2 separate regions of the Homo sapiens genome follow, and region 1 is linked to region 2. The links are chromatin loops, found by intact Hi-C in ENCODE. Cell type or tissue: dorsolateral prefrontal cortex. All regions are shown on one strand.

Region 1 (2,500 bases), 240 kb before region 2:
AGAGGATTCTGAATTACAGAATTAAAATGGGAATGCACACACAAAAATGTCACCTCATCATCAGGAGAAGCAACAAAGAGTCAGTGACAATATTGTCAAACAATTGTCCACTTTTAAAAACATAAATATGCTGCAGTCATTAAAGAGTAATTGTTTTCTCAACATCAATCACTGCTCTAAAGTAAATCTTATTTCAAACACAGGTCTTCAAACATACATTGACTTAATGAAATTAATGAATCAAGTTACTTATATAAATAACTTTTTACAGAAATAAAATTATAATTCATTCCTAATGGAATATAAACCCCAAACTATAGTTATTCCTAAGAATTTCAAATAGGGGAATATAAATGAATACCAGAACATTTTATTTCATCAGGTATGATAAATAGGAGTGAGTCAATTCGTGACTGTTAAGGATCTCCTAAGTGATTACTACTTACTCGCTGAAGCTTCACATTGGAAATACTTGTTCAATGTTTAGTCTCTGTGTTTATTTAACCATAAGCTAAAATCGACTTAAATGAGTTTCCAACTAAGTGGATCTTATTAAAAAATTGCTCTACAGGGTGTGGTAGTACAGTACCAGTGACTTTTCAAGAGTTCACTGCTAACTTTCTATCTTGACATAATTAAGTGTTAATATTTTGGAGACACGTTAGAAAGGTCATGCAAGTGAGTAGTTTTGGGCTGCTTCCTCTAAGATCAAGGATAATGTTTTCATATGGATTTCATTGGTAACATCTTTACTTGCCAGTCTATTTCATCCACATTATACATATCACGTTTGATAACGGGCACATGACGGCAAAGGTGCCAATTTGTTATTATTTTTCATCCTGGAAACTATCAGATGGGGGAAAAATAAGCCTGGTATTTTTCTATTCAACATGTTTTGCTTTTTATTCCTTCAATCTGATTTCCTGAGCCATACGGTTCCAAATGAGCATTCTACTTTATTTTTTTTTTTAATTCCTGCTATTCTCCACCCCAAGGCTTGGAGAAGGGGTAGAAAGTTTAACTGGACAAACTAATGAGAAAATGAGTTCTCAGGTTCTAAATGGGGTTTTAAATTGCAAATAGAATAAGTAAAACATCATATTCATGAATTTAATTCCTCTATTAAAATATCTACATTCCCACTATATTCCTAAACATATTCTGAATAATTTTAGAAACATTAAAACTTTAGCTATTTGGGCTAGTTATTTATAAAGAAGATACTGTAGTATGCACAAGGTGTGTCTTTTTCCTTAAGCTAAAATCAACTTAAATGAGTTTCCAGCTAAGTGGATCTTATTAAAGTTGCAAAGTGTATATATTGAGGAATGAACAGATCTCAAAAGAATGCCATAAAAATAAGAAGTCACCTGCAGAAAAAAAGTGATTTTCATTCTAATCAATAAAGGCAAATAGACACATAATTTAATAAGTAATATGAGCGTTTAGGTTTCTAAAAGGTAGGTTTTTCCAAGATTGTAAAAATGAAATATCCACTTCCATCACTAGGTGGCAGAAAATCACACACTCCAGAAGGAACAATTTTTTCTTTCCATTTTCACACAGCCAAATGAAACAACTGAGCTACTTCAACACAATAATGCTTGTGATGACAATTACTACTTAAATCATGCATTAATTTGGAGAAATGGTGTGATTCCAACACAGAGCTAATTTGCTTCTGGTGTGAGGAGAAATCAAATGACAAAAAGAGAAGCCTTCCTATCAGATATATGATTTGATAACTCCAAATGTTATGCTGAGGTGAAATACACCCAGTAACCTGCACACCAAAGAGGCCCATAGGTTTTAAGCATCTGCTATGAACTTATTATTATCACCTAACATGGTCTTAAGCCAACTGCGCCAAAGGTAACACTTTTGTAAGTATATATGGCAATTGCTTGTGAGGTCAAAATTATGAAAGAGTTTATTTAGCTGAAAAGGGAGAGCAATTAGTTTACTGCCAGGATAAGTTTTGTATGCTACAAGCATTAATGATACAAGAATTTGTGGAAGACTACATGGTACAGGGCTAGATGCTCATTTAATCAGGGAAAAGCTTACTACTGTGCTGTACTCTCCTTCACTATGACATGCCATGTCAAACTGTAATGTTTTGCCAAACTGTAATATGCTCTCTGCGCTACTCATTAATATATAGTCTTCCACAAATGCCTGTATTATTAATGCTTGCAGCATACAAAGCTTATCCTGCCAGTAAACTAACTGCTCTCCCTTTTTAGCCAAAGAAACTCTTTGATGGTTTTGACCTCACAAGCAATTACCATGTACACTATAAAGATGTTTCCTTTGGTGCAATTGGTTTAAGACCATGTTAAGTGATAATAATAGCAAACAATTACATAGTGCTTACTGTGGGCCAGGTACTACTTTGAGTGTTTGACATATATTAACTTATGGAACAAAGGCAAGTCCATTAAAAGGCATGGGGTAAATGTCTAAAATTTTGATTCTAATTCCCAAAACTTTGAGT
Region 2 (2,500 bases):
CCGAGCCTCTCACCTGCGGGCCACCGAGGTCGCCCCGCACCCGCGTGTCGAGCGCGTCGTGCCGACTTTCGTCTTCGCCGCCCGAGCGGTAGATGAGGCGCAGTGGCACGATGCTCTGGCGCTCCACGAAGCGGTTTTCCTTCCTCTTCTCTAGCTCCATCAATGAGGCGTCTCCTCCAGGCAGGAACCGGGAAAGGAGGGAGTGGAGAGAAAAGGCGAAAATAATGACCCTGACCCTCACTCCTCCATCCTGCAGTCCTACGTCTCCCCTACGAAAATCCCCACCGCCCCCTCCCTCTCGGAACCCAACTGGGAAGGACGCAGAGACACCAGCCCGAGAGCCTTGGACCAGCTCATCCGAGAGCAACCAGGAGCGGGGCCCAGAAGCAGGGCACCCCTTTCCCATTCTCCCCATTCCTCTTCAGAAGGAGAAAAACAGGCTTTGACCGAAGGCTTCCAGTGCATCTGCGCGCCTCCACACATATATTTTTGCTCCACTTCTCACCACCCTCCCGAATTAAAAAAAAAAAAAAAAAAAATCTCCCCGCGCACTCGGGAAATGGGGATGCCCCCTTTTCAATACGCCTGAGGGCTCCAAAGATTCCCGGGAAATGGTATGGCCCAAAGGCACAGAGGACGGCTAACTTACCTGCCTGGCCGCAGCGCGCCGGAGGGCAGGTCCCCAGGACACAGAGCAGCAAGAAGGGCACGGACACAGCCACTGCCGCCTGCATGGTGCTGCCGTCAGCCCGCCTCGCCCGAGACGCTCAGCTCCTCATGCCGGCGCCGCCGAGTCCGTTTCCCTCGCTCCGCGCCCCCGGGGTCCCCGCGGCCACCTCCACCCAGCCCCGGCCGGTGCTGCGGCGGCCGTGGCGCTGCAACCTCCACCGCGGCTCAGTGCTGCATTGTGCTTCGCGGACGCTTCCGCTGGCGGGGGGAGCGAGCGAGTGCTGCATTGGGCGGTTGGCTGTAGCTAAGTGGTTTCTAGCGCCTCCCACCTCATCCCCTGGCAAAGGCTCGGGCGGGCGACAAGAGCTCGGCAGGGAGCGAGCGCCCGGTGCACTCGCCCCCCGCGCGCAGGCAAGGGCGCGCGCAGGAGAGTCAGCTGGGAAATGTAGTTCTCTCTCCGTGTCCCGCTTGTCTCCACGACGGCACGGACCGTCGCGACCTCGTGACTGTGAGGTCCTCTATATCCCACAGACTGGAAGGGCGGGAGGGAAGGGCAAAAGAAAGAGATCAGCACTGGACCGCCTCCTGGCATCCGAGATGCACCAACTGGGCCGTTACAGCAGCCAGTATTCATCTGCATCGTCCTTAAAGAGCTGTTCTGTTTACCACAGATTAGTAGTTACTTAAGTTATCCGGAGAACCATACCCTCACGAATACAGTGCTAGTGAATTATTCAACAAATACAGATTGAGGATATACTATGTACCCAGCGGTTGACAACCGGAAGGACACGGGGATCAGAGGCACCTGTTCTTGGGTAAAGTTGAGCAGACAGACCACTTTTTTTTACAATACAGTGTGAAAAGTGTCATGGTTATACCTAGAGGACCATTAATTCAGTCCAGGGAGTCAAAGAGGACCTCCCAGGGAAGGTCTCTGCAGGTAATAGAGGGATGATTTAGCTTAACTCTACGGGATATTTTTGTTCTTTATTGCCAGACAGCCTCAAAACTCTACCAGATATGGGGAACTCAGTTTTCTCAGGCTGCTTATTCCATTTTCCTCTGATTCAAAATGATAGAAATTCTTGAGTATAAAACAATAATAAAATAGTTATCTACATAAAGTAATACTTGTATTTTTTAGTTTTTCAAAGTTCACATGTATTATCTGATCCTTTGGTCAAGAATTTGATTATAACTATTACTCTGATTTTATATTTATGTATGTACGTATGTATGTATGTATGTATTTTTGAGATAGGGTCTTGCTCTGTCGCCCCAACTGGAGTGCAAGTGGTGAGAACACGGCTCACTGCAGCTCAAGCTCCTGGGCTCAAGCCATCCTCCTGCCTCAGCCTCCCAAATAGCTGGGACCACAGACATGTGACACCACACCTGGCTATTTTTTGTTATTATTATTACTTTTTGTAGAGACAAGAGTCTCCCCATGATGATCAGGATGCTCTTGAACTCTTGGGCTCCACCTTGGCCTCACAAAGTGCTGGGATTGCAGATGTGAGCCACTGCACATGCCTACTCCCATTTTAGAAAGGAAAAAAATTAAGATTTAGAGGTGTGCCTTTCAAATACTGTAGCCAGTAGTTACTTGAGGCTATTTTTTTTTTCCGAGTGTTTATTATTTATTTTTGTATTTCAATCGCTTTTGGGGAACAGGTTGTGTTTGTTTACATGAATAAGTTCTTTAGTGGTGATTTCTGAGATTTTGGTGTACCCATCACCCGAGCAGTGTACACTGTACCCAATGTGTAGTCTGTTATCCCTCACCATCCCCCACCCTTTCCCCTGAGTCCCCAAGTCCAATGTATCA

Evidence for each region. Hi-C counts contacts between places; a loop is a spot of excess contacts. Peaks named below come from ENCODE experiments on the same cell type or tissue, not always from the same donor. Only the 100,000 strongest peaks of a DNase experiment are listed, where the experiment ranks them.
Region 1: a loop joins it to region 2, with 6 times the contacts of the local background. A loop is called at or near these places in 3 of 110 quality-filtered maps.

Annotation. Positions count from the first base shown.
Region 1 is chr7:88,168,928-88,171,427 of GRCh38, reverse strand. The region is part of intron 25 of ADAM22 (ADAM metallopeptidase domain 22); the gene reads right to left. Among named protein-coding and RNA genes, the nearest start is that of SRI-AS1, 46 kb to the left of the region's middle. In dorsolateral prefrontal cortex, CTCF peaks have their summits at 1,325 and 1,528 (motif pointing right); no DNase peak of the experiment used is centred here.
Region 2 is chr7:87,932,700-87,935,199 of GRCh38, reverse strand. It overlaps ADAM22 (ADAM metallopeptidase domain 22), which reads right to left and starts at 949. Exons shown (of 32, transcript NM_001324418.2): 1 at 650-949; 2 at 14-174. The coding sequence starts at 734. RefSeq lists an enhancer at 1-530 and a silencer at 637-1,046. In dorsolateral prefrontal cortex, a CTCF peak has its summit at 989; DNase peaks (open chromatin) are centred at 219 and 1,099; H3K4me3 peaks cover 1,735 bases; H3K27ac peaks cover 1,862 bases.